Regions from separate parts of the Homo sapiens genome. Here all the other regions are linked to region 4. The links are chromatin contacts, found by Hi-C or POLR2A ChIA-PET in ENCODE. All regions are on one chromosome and are shown on one strand. Each heading gives the region's core, a stretch centred on a gene start or an enhancer-like site at or near the end of the contact. The rest is flanking DNA. Distances are from core to core; before and after follow the strand shown.

Region 1 (2,729 bases), core at 102-2,601, 280 kb before region 4:
GCATATCTACATGCCACAGCGTTTTAATATTGATTCTACCTTCTGAGAAAAATACAACTTTAATATCACACATCTAGATGTCCCCCCCCCCTTGAAGTAAACTTTGTGCATAAAAATCCTTATGTGTATACACTACAAATTAGGAGTTATCCACTTCGTAACACGGACCAAGTATTCACCATAAAATTCTCTTAAATGGCAAGTCTCTCTGTAGTCGTTTATTACAATTCAATTTATACACAAGCTTTCAGGAATGCACATATTTTATAAAGCAAAATACACATATAATGCGAAATGTCACACCAGTTTTAAGCCAGTAAAGTTTAAGGATTATCTTTAGGAGGACAGAAATAATTTGTTCTATGAGTTAATCTAGAATGCAGCAAGTTTCTCTTTGCATCTCCTTCTTCTCCTCTAAAGTCCAATCCAGAAAACAGGGGATTAGAATGTAATATGAGCAATTTCTGTTAAGTTAAAATAACTTTTTGTTTTTGGGGAGGCTGAAGCCAGAGGAGGCCGGGCTTGAGCCCGGGAGGTCGAGGTTGCAGTGAGCCATGATCGCACCACTGCACTCCAGCCTGGGCGACAGAGCGAGACCCTGGCTCCAAAAAATTAAAGTAAGAATTGTTGATGGGTAAACTCTGGAACAGCACGCCAGAGACCTTAAAGAATGAGACCCTCCCACTGGAGTCCCCTGGGCACGGGCTTTCGGGAAGATCGGTCAGCTCGGAGCTGCCTGGTTCTATGGCCCAAGCACTGTGATGTATTTCCCCTAACTCAGAGGGGCCAAACGAAGATGGACGTGAAGGGCGGGCCTCCCCACGACCCTTCCAGCTCCGAGCCCGTGGGAGGCCCGCTTCCCAGTGGCCGGGGCGACCTGGGCTCCCCGCTCCTCCGCCCCGCCGGTCCGCCACCCCCGCCCGGCCGGCCCGGCGCTGCCTCCTCTATACTCACTGGGGGCTGCCGCCCGCGGGTTTGGCCGCCGCCGCCTCTGTCCCCTCCATCCCTCGGAGAGGCCAGGCCCTCTCCAGCCCCTTCTCCCTCCCAGGCCAGCTGCTGGGTTCGGGGAGGGACTTCCAGCCCCGAATCCGGGGCCGGAGGGAGTGCGGCCCGCAGGCCTCGCCCCTCGGGGCGCGGCCGACTGGGGGTCCGGGACGGCGCCGAGGCCGGGCCAGCTCCCGGCTCTGCTGGCAGCCCCCGGGCCCCGGGTGGGTCTGGCCGGCGCAGCGCCCCACGGGCCGCACTCCCTCCCGGCGAGAGGACGGGAAGCGGGGTCGGGCAGGGAGGGCGCTGGCAGGGAAGGAAGTGGCATCAGCTGTCCGTTCACGGCTTTGCCGTGGAGGGGAAGAGCGGCCAAGCCCGCGCCTTCCCGGCCCGCGCTGGGCAGAGGGAGCCGAGCGCGGAGAGGTGGGGCCGCGGGAGGGGCTGGAGGAGCCGGGCCTCGGCCTCCCACCCCGCCCGGAGCCCCGCGGGGCCGCCTCTCCTGAGCCGCGGCCCAGGGAGCGAGTGTCCCCGGCCGTCAGAGGCGCGGGATGGAAGTCCAGGGCGGCCCCGAGCTTGGGGACGACGGGGCGGCCGCCAGCCTCGCAGGGCGGTGGCCCCTTCCCCGCGGGAAAGCGGGCGCAAGAGCGGAGGCGCGCGGGGCGCACGGAGGCCGGGGAGCGCGGGCAGGAGCTGGGGGCGCACCACGTTCTCGGCGGGCTCCGCGCGCCGCTGGTAACCCTACACCCAGGGCTCGCCTTTCGGGGTGGAAGCTGAGGAATGCCTTTTGTGTGGACAAGTTTTCCAGAGGAGCCGGCCGCCCTCTCTGTGGGGCCGTCCATCGCTCCGTAGAGCCGTTTCCTCCGAGGTCAAGGTCGTTGGTTCCCGCTCTCCAGAGGCGTGAGGGAAACCCGGAGGGAACGCGCTCCGCGCATCCCGTCTGCCGCGGTGCCGGAATTGCCCGCCGCCGCCTTGGGTGGGGACCGGTTCTCAGGGTCCTGGGGGCTCTCGAGCAGATCACTTTCCCCAGCGCGGGACGGGGGTCGCAACCAGGGGCATTCCCTGCAGCCGCGGCCCAAACCGACGGAGCTTGCTTTCTCCTTCCACCCAGAGGGGGTGACCGAGCCTCACCTATTTCCAAGCCTATTTTTTCACAAAGACGGGAAGCAATAAAAGTGGCCTCAGGAGATTCCGGAAATCTCTACAAAGAGAAAGTGCCCGTTCATCTTTCCTTCAGCCGACTGGCTTCACTGTGAAGCATGGGGTAGTTGTGCACCTCCAGATGACAGGACAGACACAGCAACAGTAAGGGCCGCGCAATATGTACCGGGGCAGGGGAGGAGGGGAAGGAAGTTTTCTAGAGGGGCTGCCTCTTGAGTCAGGAGGGGGTTACTCTGCACAAGGTGGGGGAAGGGGCGTCTGGCAGGGCAACAGGAGAGCGGAGCCTGGGGAGCTGTGAGTGGACTGGCGTCTTGGCAATCTAGGAGCTTGAGAGATTATCCAGTGCAAACCCTCTGTGTCACAGTACAGGCCCAAGGTTACGTCAGAGGCTTCGAACCAGAGCGACTCCATCTTGTGTGAGGGCGAGGAAAATGAGGCTGGGACTTGCTGGGCCACATTCCCAGTGAGTTAGCTATACCCAGCTTCTAGATATTTACGGTTAAGAGAACAAATTAATAACGTTTGCTAAACAGACCCAGACTTAGGAGTGTCCTGATATCCTGATATCTTGAGAACAGACTCATTTG
Region 2 (2,700 bases), core at 141-2,640, 400 kb after region 4:
CTTGGTCTCTCCAGGGTGCCCGGGGCGCCCTGCTGAGCGTGCAAGCCACAGGGGCAGGACTCTCCCGGCGCTTGTCGCGCGCGCGCGCGCGCGCGCGCGACGACTGGGCACCTGTTCTGGCCTCTGCACAGATTCCCTCTCGGGGACTCTCGCTCAGGAGTGAAGCACAGAGACGGATTCCCTTCGGGAAAATCTCTGCGCGCGCACACCCATACACACAGAGAGAGACTTGGGGATAAACACGCCGCGAGCTCCGGCTGTCTCGCTAATTTCGGGCGCGGGAAGAAAGCGGGCGGGCAGGCTAGCAAAGCTCCCACACACCCCCGTCTCTACCCCTCCAAACCCGAGCCACCCTGAGCACCTGCCCTCGCGTGCGCAAAGGCTGAACCCGGAATTCACAACTTGCGGTCGCTTCTCCCTCCCCTGCATTCCTAGGCTAGCTGGAATGCGCGAGCAGATTCCCTCACAAGGAGCAGTCAGTTTCCCGCGGCGCACGCGGCGGGCGCCGCGGGCAGTAGCGGCTGGGGACTCACCCGGCACGCACGCCCGGGGCGCGGGCCGCAGGGACTAAGAGTGTGGCCGGGGCTTCTCCGCCGCCAGCCCCAGGGGCGAGAGACGCGCTCTCCAACTTCCCGCCAGCTGGGGTGAAGTTGCACTAGCGGTCCTGCAAGCGCTGACCGTCACGCCGGCGAAAGAAGATTTGTGGGGACCACCCTCGCCCTCAGGCCTGGCCTACAGCTCGTACCCCTGGGTGTCCCCAAACAGCACTCTCCCCAGCGTTCCAAGAAAAGCCTTGGGCTGGAGATGCGGGGTTCGGTACTCGGCTCGCCTCAAGCATGATCCAGGAGGCGTTCACATTCGGCCCCAAACAGCCAAGAGCCTGGCCCCCTCAAACGCACTCTGGCTGGTGCCCCTGCCCTGTGACCGCCTCTGCGCCCCGGCCGCCAGCCCCTCCCGGCCCCTGAGCGGCGTCCGGCCCGCCCCGCAGCGGCTGAGGCTGCTAGCTGTCTTGTTAGAATTAAATCAGCGAGAAAGGGGGGTGTCTTACGTTGCATCGGCACACCTAGCATCTCCGGGAGCCCCTTGACAGCCCCTTCCGCGGGGACAGTCGCACTCTGCATCATCTCGGAGCGAAAGCCAGCGAGTCGCAGTCTACGGAGATCTCTCGCTCTCTCGCTCTAGCTCGATTCAGAAATTTCAAAATAATAATTAAAACCCCAAGCAGGCCGCTGGAGTCACGGTGGAAGCCGGGCCCTCCGCTTCTCAGGGAGGACTCCACAGGCTGGCCGGCCCCCTCCCCCCGCCAGTCCCCAGTCTGTTTCCAGTCCCTTTGATCTCGCTCTCCGGGGTTGGTGCACATCCCAGGTTGAGACGCTGTTGCTGCAGCTCTGGCTTTTTTCCTCTTCCCTCCCCCGCCCGCTCCTTCCCCCTCCCCCTCCACCCTTCGCGTGCCGGCCGCCCGGGAGGCCGCGGTCACCCGGGCGTTTTGATTCATTCACACTGCAGGAGCGGCCGTGACGTCGCTTTCCGCAGGGAGGCCCGCCCTTCGGCACATCCCCCAACCCGGCGGCGGGCAGCCGACCCCGGAGGGAGTGGGGGTCCCGGCGCCCCGAGTGAGGCCGGCGGGGCGGAGGGGGGCGGGGCGGCAGGGAGCGGGGCGGGGCCTCGCAAGCCGGCACCCCCCCCCCCTCCCCGCCTCCGCCTCCGCCTCCGCCCAGCCGTGGCGGGCTCGCGCCCTGGGTATAAATTCTGCTGATGGCCTGCCGCGGCAGCAGGTGGTCGGAGACGGCGGCGCCCTGGGTTTGCGGGTCTTCGTGGGTTCCAAGCCCGCGCGGCTCGTGTCCTCCTCACTCCTCCGTTCGGACCCAGGGGCGGGGCGGAGCCGAGCCGGGGCCGAGCGGGGCAGGCGGTCCGGAGGCCGGGGACGGGGCTGCGTCGCTGTGTCTTCGCCTTGCGCGCTCTCGGTCCCCGGCTTCGCTCCGCCGGACGGAGCGCGCTCCGTAACCGATGACTCCATCTATCTTCCTCCTCCTCTTTCCCCTGGCCAATTCCTTTCCTGCCGGCACTTCCCAGCCCCTGCTCTCTCTCCCCCGCGTCTGGCTGAGGCTGGGCCAAGGGACAGCCCGTACTCGGCCCGGAACGCGCGAGTCACGCGGCGGGCGGCGCCGGCCCGGGCTGGGGAAGGGGACCAGGGGCTGTGCGCGGAGGTGGCGGGACGCAGGCCCCCCGCGCGCGTCCCCGCAGACCGCGGCCTGCAGCCGGAGTCCGCACTTGCCTCCAGTTCCGCAGGGTAGGGGGCCCAAACCTCCCCGCGGCGGGGCCTCCCCGGCCGCCCTGCCACCAGTCGTCCAGCTCGGCCCTGTCTTAGGTCCCTAGAGCCCGCTCTGCCTCTCCGGCTGCCACCGCGGGTGCTTTGAACCATCCGCGACCTCGTGCGTGCAGGGCGGCAGTGAGCACACGGACGCCGGGGTTAACCAGCGAAAGGGCTTGCCATGCTTACTGTATTTACGAGATGCATGGACAGGTAGAGAAACGCTTAAAACAAATTCTCCTCAACGCGAGTTTCTGGCAGAAATACAACAGAAGGCCCAACGCTGGGACGAGGTCTCCTCTGACGCTCCATCAGGCGCTCGACGCCTCCGGGCTGCAGGCGCGGGAAGCCCACCCCGTCTGCCCCAAGACCCAGCCGCTCTCCTGCCC
Region 3 (2,727 bases), core at 39-2,538, 320 kb before region 4:
CTTTCCTCAGGGTCCAGCACTCCGACCTGGCCAACCCACAGCCAGAGAGCGCTGGGCAGAGCTTCTTGCCAAGGAAGGCTCTTGCCATTTCTAAGCAGGTGCTCTGGCTTTGTAGGAAAGAGGGAAACTTCTCTGCGGATATGTGGGGGAGGGAGGGAGAAAGGGGAAGGCCTGTTCATGCAGGTGCAGCAGGGCCTTTTGAGTCGCTCCAGAACTAGTCTGGGGACTTGGGGTGGGAAATGGGTTGGGTAGATGAACTAGGGAAGTCCACTTGTTGCCAGGTAAGTTTAGTGGAGGATAAACAAGCAATTCTACCTAAAGAGTCACAATAAAGAGCCCTTGGTACAAGATCCTATGGGATTTAAGGGGAGGAGCCGAAGTCAGCATGCAGTATCGGGAATGCTTCCAGAGACAGACACCTCTAATATTTTTGAAGGCTGCCACGGGGTTTGTGGGGGGACAGGGAAAAGGCATTCCAGCCAAGGCACATGCATAAAGCATGAGAGAGTAGGTGGGTGCATGGATGGGTGAAGTTGGGGCTAGTGGGATCCAGGAGCCAACAAACAAAGCTCCTGCCAATAATACCCACACAAGAATCCTGTGCCCAGAGGCAGTTTGGAAGACTAAGAAGTCCACAGTCGCATCATTGCCCTCCTCTCCTGGGTCATAGGCCTCTTCTTGGCACACCCGGAAAAGAGGTGGAAACAAACAGCTGCCCAGGACACCTGGGCATCTAGGATGGAGGCCTCTTCCCCACTACCCCAGGGGCCAGGCCATAGCCCTGAGGGTTTCTTCTGCCTCCCCGCAGAACAGAGCCATAACCCACTTTAAATTACAACTCGGTACACACTTGCAGAAGCATTTCTCAAAACCTAACCTACCCTTGGCTTGTATAAAGCACTCTAATTTTTATTTTAATTTAATGTTGGTCTCAACCCACAAAATTGCTTTTATAACCCATGAGTGAATTGTGCCTGCAGTTTGGAAACACTGCCCTGGAAAGGGATCTGCCTGCTCTTCTCCAGCCCCACTTCCCAGAAGAAAAACCAAAATGAGAGCCCCTGCGTCCTGGTGAAGGTCAGTGGCGGGCAGGCCAAGCAGGGCCTCCAGAGCTGCTCGAGGGCCTCCAAGGGAGGTGAGCTGCAGAGGGACCCAGGAGGGTGGAAGGATGCTGGCTGGAAGTCACAGAGGGCCAGGTTCAAATCCTGCCTCCGCTTTTGATTGGCTCCCAGACCTTGGATCTATCTGTGAATTAACCTTTGAGCCTCGGACTCCTCGTGCGTTAGCCTGGTATAATAGTCTCTCTCTCGCAGTGTTGCCGTATGGATTCAGGGTGATTTAATGACCTCAACAGAGCTCTGGAACATTTGCGTAGCTGGCAGGGCAAGGCGAGGGACAGCCCAACGAAGGCAGGTCCTTGAAGTCCTGGTTAACACTGGTTTCCAAAATTCGAGCCGGCCTGCGGTTTTTCCAGCACGCCTGAAAGCTGGGGACACTCATGCACCAGGTACTCATTCCTGCACACCCCGCCCCCGCCCCACGGACATGAGGGTCCATAGGTCGCCCCACTTCCTCCCCATCCCTCCGGCCAGCTCCAGCTCATCCTCCCAGTCTGGCTCGGCGCGCCGCCTCCACATCACCTTTCAGCAAGGCCCGGGACCGTGCGGTGCACCAGTAGGCCCCGTCCGCCTCCCCAGCCGTGCGTTTCTCAAAGGCAGGGTGAGCCCAGCAGTGTGTGTGCGTGTACGCGTGCGCGCGTGTGCTGGGGGCGGGGTTTGCAAAACTCCCGCGAGCCCGCCCTCCCTCCACCCTCAGGCTGCAGGCCCCCGCGGCTCTAACAGCCGGTGCCCTGCTGGACACACCCCGCCTCGCGGAAGCGGCCTTGGCACGAAGGCCCTGGCGACCCCCAGGCAGCGCAACGGGCCGCTCCCCTCTCACCCCCGCCCGCGCGAGGCCCCGCGGGAGGACGCGGACAGAGGCTGTTGGCTGTGCTGCCTGGCCCCACGCCTCCTGTCTGCGCGGCGGGAACACTCCGCGGGCGGCCGCGTGGCCGGGAAGGCGCGGCTGGCGCGGAGTCTGCGGGTGCAGAGCAAGCGGCCGCCCGCTGCCTGCCCTGGCCGGTGGGGACAGCCCGCCCTGCCAGGGAGACTTGGGGGGGCACCGGAGTCGCTGCGAGGTTGCCTCTAGTGGCCTGAGGGCGGGGCGGGCGCGGGGCAGCTGCTGAGGGCACAGTCGCCTCCTGGTCGCAGGGCCCGCGACAGACCCCGATTCTCCCTCCCGGGACACCGGGTGCCAGCTGCGGATATCTCTCGCCGCCGCTGCACCCCGCAGCGACAGAGGGGGGCCCCCGGGAAAGAGGGGAAAACCAGCCGCCGCCCGGGACGCTGGTTCTGCGGGTGGCTTCTGAAAATGCCCCCAAGCCCCGAGGAGACTGAGGTGCCTGAGGCAAAGGGGTGCCACTTTCTGCTCCGTGTAGTCCCAGTGTCAGGGGCCTTCTGTGAACCGCGGGAGGGACATAAGTTAGACACCGGGAATACCCACACCTTTGCATGTGGCTGCTTCGTTTCTGTGCCTGAGCCACTTGGCCCTTGCTGTAGCTTCCTACTCGTTTTACAAAGCCCTGCTTGTGCTCACCTGCCCGGTTGGCGCCCTTGCCAACTACCCGGCCAACCACGAATCACGGCCCCAGGCTGTCCACAGGCTACCCACAGGCTACACCGGCTGCAG
Region 4 (2,700 bases), core at 35-2,534:
CTATCCAGGAGCTGAATTGCCAGCTACTGAGAATAACCTATTGCAATGCTTAAAGCCTCTTAGGTATCTTGTCTTCTGAACATATAAATGGGTTCATTATCTTTATTTTTCCCTTTATTAATGTAAGGTTCCTTATTATCTATTAAATACCTTCCAGCAGTGTTAGCACAGAAATTGGGAGGGAATGGGGAGCATGATTTCTGTAATACACAGGTAAGGTATATTGTTTACAATATACTAATTTTCTCCCCAGCTAGCAAAAACTTAGCAGAAAATAAAAAAATGTTAATAATTCTCTTCTCTCCTTTCTCTTCCCTCCATTCCAAAACAAGAGGCAAAAACAAAGATGTTATTACTCTGTAGACTTCATGCAATCAGTAAAAAGAGTCTTATTATCAAAGCAGAATAGTTGATTACAACGTGTTTACAAAAACTATAACCACTACATATGTGATACACACTTAAGTCAAGTTTCAACCCCGTTACAAAGCCTTTGTCAACAGTGGGCAAGTGGGAAAAAGCCGAAGGGCTCTTTGGAATGAAGGAAATCACTGGAGGGGCTTCTCTTGGAAGACAAGGATTCCTTGGTGAGAGGTGTAGAGAGAGAAACAAGACCTAACCTTGGCGAGGGGGCGCTCGCCCAGGGTGGGGACGAGAGGTCAGGGCGAGTGGGGAGAAGGGGATTAGCGCGGAACAGCCGCGACCCGGGGCTGCCCTCGCACCGTGACTCCCCCACCTGCAGCTCACCCTCCCACCGTTCCCCGGCCCCGGCCCCGGCCCGGGCAGCGCCTTTCCTCCCGGCCCTCCGCCTGCATATCCGTTACCCCGGCGGCAGCGGGGCTGCGGGGGAGGGGAAGGACAGCGGAGCCGGGAGGCGGCCGGCCGCGGCGGGGATGCCGCAGTGGCTCCCCGCGGCAGCGGGTCAAAGTCTGCCCGGGCACAGGGAGCCAGCTGAAGCGGAAGGCGGCGGTGGACGTCAGGACTGGCGAGATGGTGGCCCCTCCGAGTCCTCCCACACCCCAGCCGTGCCGGTACCTCATACTGGATGTATTGCTTCCTCCACTCGGGAGTGATGTGCGCGGAGAGGTGCTCGGCGAACTTCATCCTGCCGTTTCCCCCTCACTCCCACTCGGGTCCAGCAGCTACAGGCGGCGGCGGCAACAGCGACTCCGACTCCTCCCCACATGGGCCCCGGCGCGGCGCGGCGCTGCGCTTCTCTCCTCCTCCGCCGCCGCCGAGGTCTCTTCAGAGCAGCCCGCCCGCCATCTTCCTCCTCCTCTCCATAGCCCCGCCCCTCCCCGCCCTCTGGACGTCATCGCCATGGTAACCGCCTACACCGCCCTGACGAAGGGGGTGCTGTAAGGGGTGGGGCTTGGGTACGCTTCTTAAGACTCCGCCCCTTGTGGGCCGTACGTGCTGGAGGCACCTCCCTGGATCTCTTCAGTCTGGCTCCTGTTGGCCTACAGCTGCTTTCTACCGCCTGTCTGGGAAGCAGCAGTGTTGTTACTGCAGTTAATATTAATACTGTAGCAACAATAATCCACACAAGACGTTTATATTTACAAAGAACTGTGCAAATATTTTTCCATTTTGATATTTATGCTTCATAAAACCTTTAAGAAATGGATCAGCACTAATCCAAACTAAGAAGCTAAAACAGTTCAGGACTAAATGTATTTAAAGGAACAGTATTTTACACACTCTAGGTGCTCAATAAGTGCTTATTGAATTTAATTAAAGACATCAATGCCAAAAAGTGCATGCTGCTTCTGAATTTCAATGTAATTGTCTAGTCCAGGGGCTATCAGAAAAGCCAATAAAAACACCAAATGAGGGTACCGACCGCACTTGTAAACTGAGCTTCCTGGGGTTGGGGGTGAGGGTTGGGAGGGAAACCAACGTTGAGAGGAAAGAGAACCCCGTAGAAGTACAGCTCTAAGCCCACCCCAGTAAAACCGGAAACAGGCCCAGCACCCAGGCTGAAGTGTCCCTGGGGAACATGGGCAGAGATCACTCACAGAGCTCTGTACTACATTGAGTGTGGGAGTGATTGTCTTGGAAGTCCCAATTCAGGACAGAAACCCAGGTCCTACCCTGGGTGGAGGAGACCTAATAATAATTTATTGAGCACTCACTGTTCCTGTACCAAGTGCTATTCTAAACCTCTTACATGTACTTTGTCCCTTGATTCTAACATTTTTTTTTTTGGTCTCGCTTTGTTGCCCAGGCTGGAGTGCAGTCACACCATCATGGTTCACTGCAGCCTTACCTCACATAGGTTTGTGAGCCATCCTCCCACCTCAGCCCCCTGAGTAGCTGGGACTACAGGCACATGCCATTATGCCAAACTAATTTTTTTGTTTATTTTTGGGAGAGATGTGGGTCTTGCTATGTTGCCCAGGCTGGTCTTGAGCTCCTGAGCTAAAACAGTCCTCCCACCTAGGCCTCCTAAAGTGCTGGAATTACAGGCATGAGCCACCTTGCTCAGCCTAACCCTCACAATTTTGATGAGATTTCAAGATTTACTAGGGAACTGCTATGCCTGGAGCAGTGCTCTGAGATATCATTCTCTGCTGTTGTCTTTTTTTCTCCATGTACTTTTTTCCCCTTTCTCTTCCCCTTAATTCATGCCAATAGGGATTCTGCAATCATTTCCCCAGGAGAGGGATGACACAAGATGGAAAATAGGCATAGACTATG

The links. A loop is a pair of places that touch in the nucleus more often than their neighbours do. ChIA-PET counts read pairs that join two places held with the same protein, here RNA polymerase II (POLR2A). Pooled maps may share reads with other maps.
Region 1: a pooled map shows a loop between it and region 4 (4-fold over the local background). The contact joins the promoter of KIAA1614 here to the promoter of XPR1 in region 4. A Hi-C loop is called at or near these places in 8 of 37 single-sample maps with no recorded cell type and 8 of 50 pooled maps. POLR2A ChIA-PET finds 5 or more read pairs at or near these places in 3 of 52 experiments (H1 and WTC11).
Region 2: a loop to region 4 is called in a map of naive thymus-derived CD4-positive, alpha-beta T cell, with 3 times the contacts of the local background. The contact joins the promoter of LHX4 here to the promoter of XPR1 in region 4. A Hi-C loop is called at or near these places in 1 of 168 maps with a recorded cell type or tissue (naive thymus-derived CD4-positive, alpha-beta T cell) and 7 of 50 pooled maps.
Region 3: a map of CD4-positive, alpha-beta T cell shows a loop between it and region 4 (2.0-fold over the local background). The contact joins the promoter of KIAA1614-AS1 here to the promoter of XPR1 in region 4. A Hi-C loop is called at or near these places in 2 of 168 maps with a recorded cell type or tissue (CD4-positive, alpha-beta T cell and naive thymus-derived CD4-positive, alpha-beta T cell) and 9 of 50 pooled maps. POLR2A ChIA-PET finds 5 or more read pairs at or near these places in 1 of 52 experiments (CD8-positive, alpha-beta memory T cell).

Annotation. Positions count from the first base shown.
Region 1 is chr1:180,911,519-180,914,247 of GRCh38, reverse strand. KIAA1614 reads right to left here and starts at 1,351. Exons shown (of 9, transcript NM_020950.2): 1 at 955-1,351. The coding sequence starts at 1,004. LINC02816 (long intergenic non-protein coding RNA 2816) reads right to left here. Exons shown (of 4, transcript NR_185877.1): 4 at 192-2,729. RefSeq lists a silencer at 1,256-1,555.
Region 2 is chr1:180,228,954-180,231,653 of GRCh38, reverse strand. It overlaps LHX4 (LIM homeobox 4), which reads right to left and starts at 1,390. Exons shown (of 6, transcript NM_033343.4): 1 at 1,049-1,390. The coding sequence starts at 1,124. RefSeq lists a silencer at 1,820-1,949.
Region 3 is chr1:180,953,448-180,956,174 of GRCh38, reverse strand. KIAA1614-AS1 (KIAA1614 antisense RNA 1) reads left to right here and starts at 1,288. Exons shown (of 2, transcript NR_145481.1): 1 at 1,288-1,507. RefSeq lists an enhancer at 1,053-1,658 and a silencer at 1,694-2,233.
Region 4 is chr1:180,630,606-180,633,305 of GRCh38, reverse strand. It overlaps XPR1 (xenotropic and polytropic retrovirus receptor 1), which reads right to left and starts at 1,284. Exons shown (of 15, transcript NM_004736.4): 1 at 1,036-1,284. The coding sequence starts at 1,104. RefSeq lists enhancers at 419-919, 920-1,420 and a silencer at 545-924.